2 separate regions of the Homo sapiens genome follow, and region 1 is linked to region 2. A link is an interaction called in ENCODE POLR2A ChIA-PET data of the cell type or tissue named here. Cell type or tissue: A673. All regions are shown on one strand.

Region 1 (5,000 bases), 230 kb before region 2:
AGGGAGGGAAGGAGGGAGGGGGAGAGAAAGAAAGAAAGAAAAAAGAGAGAGAATGAGAAAGAAAGAGAGAGAAAGAAAGGTGGGAGGGAGGGAGAGAGAGAGAGGGAGAAAGGAAGAAAGAAAAGAATGAAAGAAAGAAAGAGAAAGAAAGAGAGAGAGAAAGAAAAGAAAAGAGAAAAGAAAAGAAAAAGTTAGCCAGGCATAGTGATAAGCATAGTTCTAGCTACCCAGGAGGATTGCTTGAGCCCCAGGAGTTCAAGGCTGCAGTGAGCTGTTATCACGCCACTGCACTCCAGCCTGGGCAACATAGCAAGACCTTGTCTTTAAAAAAAGAAGGAAGAAAGAAGTGCTTTTCTTTACATTCTAAATACTAAAATTATTTTTCAATCTCTCAAACCTAAAAGGCTACCCTGAGCTTCTTATACTTTGCTATGGTGTCAAATCCCAGCAGCTTATGTGGCGACCAACCGTTTGGTAACTGAGAGCTTCCATGTTCACTTAGGGCAGGAGACTCTGACACTGAGGCTTTGAAAGGAACGAGAGAGGGAGTCCTGCATCAGATTGCACTCAGGAATCCTGGTTGGTAAGGAAAACAGTGCAATGGCCAGGCAGGTAGCTATGAGGACAAGAGGACAGCCTCAATAAATTGGATGGCAATCCATGAGCTGAGATTTCGGGGTCTCTTGATGCAAGCTGAAAGGTCCCCTGTTACCTATTCAGACATTGTACGATCAGCCTATGCAATGCAGTTTTCCACATCTGAATGTTCTTCTTGTCCTATTTTGCTGTTATCACACCACCAAGAATAAAGAAACGGCCAGAAACCTACCTGGTACTCACAATTATTCGAAGTAGGAAGGAAGAAGGCAAACAGAATAAGCTTAATGGAATGTGGCACTTCTAATTGGATCGTATTGTGTTTTTGTGCCCGCCTTTACCATGTAAGTCTAGACACTGTGATATATACGCAGAGAGGAAAAGAGCAACATCGATCTCAACAGCCAATGAATTCATGCCTTTCTCCCCACTCCCTGTCACTAAAGCTTTTGCATTCCTAAATTTATCGAACTTCCTCCAGCCTAAAGAAAAGTTTTTCTGGCCGGGCGCAGTGGCTCATGCCTGTAATCCCAGCACTTTGGGAGGCCGAGGCGGGCGGACCACCTGAGGTCGGGAGTTAGGGACCAGCCTGACCAACATGGAGAAACCCCGTCTCTACTAAAAACACAAAATTAGCCAGGCATGGTGGCGCATGCCTGTAATCCCAGCTACTCAGGAGGCTGAGGCAGGCGAATTGCTTGAGCCTGGGAAGCGGAGGTTGCAGTGAGCCAAGATCGTGCTATTGTACTCCAGCCTGGGCAAGAAGAGCGAAACTCTGTCTCAAAAAAAAGAAAAGAAGTTTTTGTAACCATTCTTAGAGAGCGCTTTCTACCTAAGAACCTTAATACTTACCACACAGAGCACATCATTTCATTCTCATGTCATTCTAAAAGCAGAGCAAGTTATGATCAACCCTATTTGTCAGATAGAAAAATGATGGCATGCATTGGGGCTGGAGGGGGAGGGGGCATGGAAATACCAGCCTATAGAGGACTTAAGTGACCTGCCCATACAACATGGTCAGAAACAGAAACAGAGCTCACAACCTGTTCTCTAGGCCAAACTAAAATGCTTGCTAAAAGATCTGACACACACACCAAAGTAAGTTAAAAGATACCACAACAAAGAAATCAGACAAATCCAGGGTGTATTCATTTGTTAGGACAAATGAACTGGTTTTACCAACAAATCAATAGAAGTAGGGAATGGGGGACCAGCACTGACATAGAAAAAAAAGACACTTAAGAGACCTAAAAATCAAACACAATCTAGGAAACTTGTTTGGATACTAATTTTTTAAAAAAGTGTAAAAATACATTTAAGCCAGGCACAGTGGCACATGCCAGTAGTCCCAGCTACTTGGGAGGCCTTGCAAGGCAGGAGGATTGCTTGGGCCCAGGTGTTCAAGGCTGCAGTGAGCTATGATTGCACCTGTGAGTAGCCACTGCACTCCAATCTGGGCAACACAGCGAGCTCCTGTCTCTAAAAAATAATAATATATTTTAGGTTTGGGAGGCCGAGGCAGGCAGATCACAGGGTCAGGAGATCGAGACCATCCTGGCCAACATGGTGAAACCCTCGTCTCTACTAAAAATACAAAAATTAGCTGGGCATGGTGGCACGTGTCTGTAATCCCAGCTACTCAGGAGGCTGAGGCAGGGAGAATTGCTAGAACCCAGGAGGCAGAGGTTGCAGTGAGCCAAGATCGTGCCACTGCACTCCAGCCTGGGCAGCAGAGTGAGACTCCATCTCAAAATAATAATAATAATATATTTTAGGAATAATCAGAAAAATGTTCCCACTGTGGAGGAGAACAAAGTTGTCTCCTGGGGGGAGTAAAATGAGGAATCACAAAGAGGAAAGAAAGAGGTAAGAGCAGTTTGCAGTCAGGAGAGTGATGTAACTGAAGTGGTAAAATGCAGTCTTGGCCAGGTGCGGTGGCTCACGTTTATAATCCCAGCACTTTGGGAGGCCGAGGTGGGTGGATCACCTGAGGTCAGGAGTTCAAGACCAGCCTGGCCAAAAAGGCAAAACCCCGTCTCTACTAAAAATACAAAAAATTATCTGGGCATGGTGGCACGTGCCTGTAATCCCAGCTACTTGGGAGGCTGAGGCAGGAGAATTGCCTGAACTGGGGAAGTGGAGGTTGCAGTGAGCAGAGATCACACCATTGCACTCCAACCTGAGTGACAGAGCAAGTCTCCGTCAAAACAAAACAAAACAAAACAAAACAAAAATATATGCATTCTTCGTCATGGTGGTGTGGCTCCCTCAGCCTAGCACGTCTACCTTGCCTCCCTTGCTCAGGCCCTTGTCCCAAGGGCAGCCTATTCAGACTTTACAGTGTGTATTAAATGTCCCTGGGTGGAGAAGGCATAGAGTCAGTAAAGAGCTGGGATTTTTTTTTTTTTAAAGGCTCAAGTGACCCTCCCACCTCAGACTCCTGAGTAGCTGGGACTAAATGTGTGCACCACCATGCCTGGCTGGTTTTTTTGTTTGTTTGATTTTGTTTTTTTTTTTAAGTTTTTGTAGAGATGGGGTCTCACTATGTTGCCCAAGCTGGTCTTGAAATCCCGGTCTCAAATGATCTTCCCACCTCAGCCTCTCAAAGTCTGGGGATTACAAGTCTGAGTCAGCACACCCAGTCAAGGTCTGGGTTTCGCGACAACCACAGAGACATCATCTCTATGGTGCTATAGGGAGGAGTCACTGGGGTGCATAGCCAGAGGCGGCTACTTTCATTCATCCTCAAAAATAATACTCTAGCTGCTAGTGAGAGGGGAATAAAGAGAGGGCAAAGCCTGGAAGTCAGAGGTTAGAGGCTGACAACGTTGCAGGCATTTTTCCTGGTCAAAAGAAAGGAGAAAAAAAGTAGGTTTACAGGTGGATACCAAAGCCAATATTGGATGAACAGTACCAAAGGAAGCAAGAGAAGGAGGGAGTGCCTACGCTACCTTAAGGTGCTGGACTTGCACGATTATGTGCTCCAGGCAATGGTATATACATGTAGTGCTTTAGCCTCTGTCTGGGTGAGGAAATGATAGCTGCTGTAACAAAGAGACCCAAAAATTCAATGGCTCAAACAAGATAAGTTTATGTCTTACTCATCTAACAGTCCAGTTTAAGAATTCCAGGTGGGTTTGTCCCCAGTCCAGGGTGGCAGATGGCAGTCCTTCCACACATGACTTCCAAGGATGTCCAAATTGTGGCCAAGCCAGACTTCGAGGATAGGGGCAAGAGGTGAGTTCAGGGCTAGAGACTTTCTCTTAATCAAGTAAATGGGAAGTTGCTCCCAACATTTCTGTTCATATTCCATCTGTGAGAGCTGGGTTGCATAGCCACAGTTTGCTGCAAAGTGGGACATGAGCCAGGGGAATGTAGCCCCTGGAAATGCAGCCAAAATCCGCAGTAGTGTTCTAATACTGAGGAAGAATGGGAGGATAGAGTGTGGTGGACAGATAACAGACTCCATCATCATTTTTCTTCACCTGGTCAATGGCTTTATGGATATGTTAGTCCATTTTGCATTGCTATAAAGGAATACCTGAGACTGGGTAATTTATAAAGAAAAGGAGGCTTATTATTTATTTATTTTTTATTTTTTTAGGACAGAGTCTCACTCTTCACCCAGGCTGGATTGCAGTAGCACGATCTCGGGTCACTGCAACCTCCACCTCCCAGGTACAAGCGATTCTCCTGCCTCGGCTTCCCAACTAGCTGAGATTACAGGTGCCCGCCACCACGCCCAGCTAATTTTTGTATTTTTAGTACAGATGGGGTTTCACCATGTTGTCCAGGCTGGTTTCAAACTCCCGACCTTCAGTGATCCGCCCACCTCGGCCTTCCAAAGTGCTGAGATTACAGGCGAGAGCCACCGCGCCCGGCCCAGAAAAGGGGTTTATTTGGCTGACAGTTCTGCAGGATGTACAAGCATGGCAGCAGCATCTGTTTGGCTTCTGGTAAGGGGTCAGGGAGCTTATAATCATGGAGGACCGTGACCTGGGAGCTGGCACGTCACATGGCAAGAGCAGAAGCAAGAGAGAGGAGGAGGAGATGCCAGACCCTAACAACCAGATCTGGCATGAAATCATTACTGTGGTGAGGGCACCAAGCCATTCATGAGGGATCCCCCCCCCAGGACCCAGACACCTCCTACGAGGTCCGACTTCCAACACTGGGGCTCACATTTCAACATGAGACGTGGAGGGGAGAAATATCCAAACTGTATCAATGGATAATATCTGACCCTTTTTTTGTTTGTTTGTTTGTTTTGGCTAAAGAAAGTGCCCAGTTTATTGCTAGACCAGACAAGTGTTTATTCCAAATTGTGATCAAGATAGAATAATTAAGTACTTTCCTTATATAATGAAAATTACCATTATCCTGTTAGTGCAATCAGTTTT
Region 2 (5,000 bases):
ATTTAGATCCTTTGTTCAATTTTTAACTGGGCTGTATAGCTTTTTATTTTTGAGTGGAAGAGCTCTGTATCCTGGATACAAACTACTTGTCAGACATGCGACTTGTAGACTTGTAAATATTTCTTCCATCCTTTTACTTTCCTGATGGTTTTGTTTGTAGCAAAAAAGTCTGTAGGTTTGGTAAATTCTAGTTATTTTTTCTTTTATTGCCTCTGCTTTTAGTGTTATGTCTAAAAACTGTTGTTTAACCGAGTCCTAAAGACTTACCTCCTATGTTTTTTTCTAAAGTTGTATAGTTTTAGCTCTTACATTTAGATCTGCGATTCACTTTTGAATTAATTTTTAAGTATAGTATCAGGAAGGGTTTCAACTTAATTCTTTTGCACATTCCTCTAGCAATTTAAGTATATTTCTTTACTCTTTTCAGTCTGTTTTTATAGTATTACCACTTATGGGTAATATTGTACAAGTCGTAAAGTATACAAAGCTTGTAAGTTGTTCTTTTATATCACCTCTGTTTGTTGTCAGTTATGCTATTGTCATGTGTGTTGGAACTATGTATATTATAAGCCCCAGAAAACAACAATATAATTTTGGCTTTCAATAATCATGTAATGTTAAGAACTTAAGAGTTGAAAGTCTTCTAAGTTTACCCAGATATTTACCATTTGTGGTAGTCTTCTGAAGATTGGCATTTTCTAGCATCATTTGTCTTAATTCTGAAGAATTTCTTTAGCCTTTCTTGCAGGGCATATCTTTTGGTGATAAATTGTGTTTTCTTTCTTTTATCTGAAAGTACCTATTTCATCTTTATTTTTGAAGGGCATTGTGGTTGGATTTAGAATTCTGTGTTGACGGTGCTTTATCTCTTAGCAATTTAAGTATTTTAGTTTACTTTCTTTTGGCTTCCATATTTTATGATGAGAAATCTGCCATTTATCCAGTCACTGTTCCCTCTGCCCTCTGTGTAATGTGACATTTTCTTTTGGTGCTTCAAGATTTTTCCCTCTGTGTTTGCTGTTTAGCAAGGCATTTGACTATTTGAGGTTTGCTGAGATTCTTGAATCTGTGAATGTGTCTTTTTTCAAATTGAAGAAATTTTCAGCCATCGTTTCTTCAAAATTTTCTTTCCTGCCTCATATTCTTTCTCTCTTCTTCTTTTTAAGGCCTTTGGTTATGCATGTGAGACCTTTTGGTACTGTCCTGTAGGTCCCTGAAGCCCTGGTTTTTTTTTTTGTTTGTTTGTTTTACCTCTATTTCCTCTTTCAGATTAGATTCTTTTTTTTTTTTTTGAGGTGGAGTTTCGCTCTTGTTGCCCAAACTGGAGTGCAGTGGTGCGATCTCGGCTCAACACAACCTCCGCCTCTTGGGTTCAAGTGATTCTCCTGCCTCAGCCTCCTGAGTAGCTGGGACTACAGGTGTGTGCCACCACACCTGGCTAATTTTGTATTTTTTAGTAGAGACGGGGTTTCTCCATGTTGGTCAGGCTGGTCTCGAACTCCTGAGCTCAGGTGACCCACCCACCTCGGCCTCCCAAAGTGCTGGGATTACAGGTGTGAGCCACCATGCCTGGCCTCAGATTAGATTCTATCTATTGATGTAGCTTCAAGTTCACTGACTCTTTTGTCATCTCAGATTTGTTGTTATGAAGCTTGCCTAGTGAAATTTTTACTTCACATGTTGTATTTTTAGTATTTAAAAAATTCTTTGTTTTTTTGTTTTGTTTTTTCTTTGTTTTTTTTTTTTAATTTGAGATCAAGTCTTGCTCTTTTGCCCAGGCTGGAGTGCAGTATTGCTATTATATTACTGCAGCCTCAAACTCCCAGGCACAAGTGATCCTCCTGCCTCAGCCTTCTGAGTATTTGGGACTGCAGACTGGTGCTGCCACGCTCGGCTTATAGTTTCTTTTTTATTGTTGTTGCTGAGACATCCTGTTTTATTTATTATAGGTTTATCTTCAGTGGGCAGATTTAATTAGCATTTAGTGACATTTTTCCGTAAAACTTGACAATATAACGGAAATGGTATAATTTGGAATAGAGAAAAGAAATCACTCATAATCTTACCATCCTTATCACAGTCCTATTAATATATTTTGTGTATTTTTTTTTTTTTTTTCGAGATGGAGTCTTGCTCTGTCACCCAGGCTGGAGTGCAGTGGCATGATCTTGGCTCACTGCAACCTCTGTCTCCTGGATTCACGCCATTCTCCTGCCTCAGCTTCCTGAGTAGTGGGGACTACAGGCGCCCGCCACCACGCCTGGCTAACTTTTTTTGTATTTTTAGTAGAGACGGGGTTTCACTGTGTTAGCCAGGATGGTCTCGATCTCCTGACCTCGTGATCTGCCTGCCTCGGCCTCCCAAGGTGCTGGGATTACAGGCGTGAGCCTCCACACCCGTCCTATTTTGTGTATTTTCTTTTCTTTTTTTTTGAGACAGAGTCTTGCACTGTCGCCTGGGCTGGAATGCAATGGCGCGATCTTGACTCACTGAAACCTCTGCCTCCTGGGTTCATGGAATTCTCCTGCCCCAGCCTCCCGAGTAGTTGGGATTACAGGTGCACACCACCACGCCCAGCTCATTTTTTTTTTTTTTTTTTTTTTTTTAGTAGAGACGGAGTTTCACTATGTTGGCTAGGCTGGTCTCGAACTCCTGACCTCATGATCTGCCTGCATTGGCTTCCCAAAGTGTTAGAATTACAGGCGTGAGACACTGTGTCCAGCCTATTTTGTGTATTTTCTTTTAATGTTCAGTGAATTTTTTTTTTTTTTTTTTTGAGACGGAGTCTTGCTCTGTAGCCCAGGCTAGAGTGCAGTGGCACGATCTCGGCTCACTGCAAGCTCTGCTTCCCGGGTTCACACCATCCTCCTGCCTCAGCCTCCCTAGTAGCTGGGACTACAGGCGCCCACTATCACACCTGGCTTATTTTTTTTGTACTTTTAGTAGAGACGGGGTTTCACCGTGTTAGCCAGGATGGTCTCGATCTCCTGACCTCGTGATTGCCTGCCTCGGCCTCCCAAAGTGCTGAGATTACAGGCGTGAGCCACTGCGCCCAGCCATATTTGTGTTTTTAAACATAGAAAAGGTACAGCTAAAATAATGGTATGAAAGATTTTAAAAAATGCACTTGTATAGGGCTTTACCATGAATGAAGCTTACAGGACTAGAAGTTGCTCTGGGTGAGTCAGTGAGTAAGTGGTGAGTGAATGTGAAAGCCTGGGACATTTTTGTACACTACTGATAGGGTTTGGCTGTGTATCCCCACTGAAATCTCATCTCGAATTGTAATCCCTATGTGTTGAAGGAGGGAGGTGACTGGATAATGGGGGCAGTTTCCCCCATCCTGTTCTCATGATAGCGAGTGAATTCTCTTGCGGTCTGATGGTTTTGAAAGTGGCAGTTTTTTCCTATGTACACATTCTCTTTCTCTTGCTTGCTGCTATGTAAGATGTGCTTGCTTCCCCTCCTGTGATGATTGAAAGTTTCCTGAGGCCTCCTCAGCCATGTGGAACTGTGAGTCAATTAAGCCTCTTTTCTTTATAAATTGCCCAGTCTCAGGTAGTTCTTTATAGCAGTGAGAGAATGGACTGCTACAACTACTATAGACTTTATAAACATTGTACACTTAATGTACACTAAATTTATTTTAAAAATTGCTCTGTCATGTTACTATGGCTATTACATCATTACGTCACTAGGCAATAGGAATTTTTTAGTTCCATTTAATCTCATGGGACCACCACTGTATATGTGGTTGTTGTTATGCAGACTGCATTTTGAGAGAGACCACATTCATATAGCTTTTCTTATAGTACATTGTTATTTTTTTTTTTTAATTTTTAAAAATTTTTTGAGGTGGAGTCTCTTTCTCTGTTGCCCAGGCTGGAGTGCAGTGGAACGATCTTGGCTCACTGCAGTCTCCTAGGTTCAATCGATTTTTGTGCCTTAGCCTCCTGCTTAGCTGGGACTGCAGGCACGTGCCACCACATGCAGCTAATTTTTTTGTGTTTTTAGTAGAGATAGGGTTTCACCATGTTGGCCAGGCTGGTCTCGAACTCCTGACCTCAGGTGATCTGCCCGCCTCAGCCTCCCAAAATCCTGGGATTATAGGTGTGAGCCACTACACCCAGCCTGTTCTATTTTATTGTTGTTGTTAATCTGTTACTGTGCCTAATTTATAAATTAAACTTTTTATAGGTATGTATGTATAGCAAAAAACAGAATCAAGTGCTCAGTACCATTTGTTGTTTCAGACATCCACTGGGGTTCTTAGAATGTTTCTCCCATGGATAACTGGGGGACTACTGCATTTAGGAGGTGACTGAAGTGGTCCTGATGAAAGGTGATGCTTGCTTTAAGTAGGGTAATAGTGGAGATGGAGAGAGAGAGGCAGATCTCACCAGTATTTAGGAAGAGGAAGGGCACAATACAGTTATGGATTAAAAGTGAGATTAGGGAGTGAGGCATGAAGTGGTCAAAGATGACGTATACTAGGTGTCTTGCGTGAGCAATGTGTCATTGAAAATATCATTACCAGTATATGAAAAGAGCAGGAAGAGCAGATTTTGTCATAAATTGTGGAGCGTTTCAAGTGTCTATGTAGGCTGGGTGAGGTGGCTCACTGTAATCCTAGCACTTTAGGAGGCTGAGGTGAGTGGATCACTTGAGGCCAGGAGTTTGAGACCAACCTGGGCAACATGACGAAACCCTATTTCTACTAAAAATAGAAAAAGTTAGCTGGACGTGGTGGCACACACCTGTAATTGCAGCTCCTTGGGAGGCTGAGGCAGGAGAATTGCTTGAACTCTGGAGCTGGAGGTTGCAGTGAGCCGAGATTGAGCCACTGCACTCCAGCCTGGGCAACAGAGTGAGACTCCATCTCAAAATAAAATAAAATAAAGTGTTTATGTAGCATATAGAGTTTTATACCTGAACCTGAGGACAGATACAAATAGATAAAATTTGGGAGTCACTGTTACATTTTTATAATTTAGTTGGTA

Evidence for each region. Peaks named below come from ENCODE experiments on the same cell type or tissue, not always from the same donor. Only the 100,000 strongest peaks of a DNase experiment are listed, where the experiment ranks them.
Region 1: POLR2A ChIA-PET joins it to region 2 with 6 read pairs; 2 of 35 experiments call an interaction of 5 or more read pairs at or near these places.

The regions. Positions count from the first base shown.
Region 1 is chr10:21,343,985-21,348,984 of GRCh38, forward strand. All of the region lies in intron 4 of LINC02643 (long intergenic non-protein coding RNA 2643), which reads right to left. Among named protein-coding and RNA genes, the nearest start is that of LINC02643, 26 kb to the right of the region's middle. In A673, no CTCF peak of the experiment used is centred here; no DNase peak of the experiment used is centred here.
Region 2 is chr10:21,578,288-21,583,287 of GRCh38, forward strand. The region is part of intron 3 of MLLT10 (MLLT10 histone lysine methyltransferase DOT1L cofactor); the gene reads left to right. It also overlaps the pseudogene LOC100422524. Among named protein-coding and RNA genes, the nearest start is that of MLLT10, 47 kb to the left of the region's middle. In A673, no CTCF peak of the experiment used is centred here; no DNase peak of the experiment used is centred here; H3K27ac peaks cover 831 bases.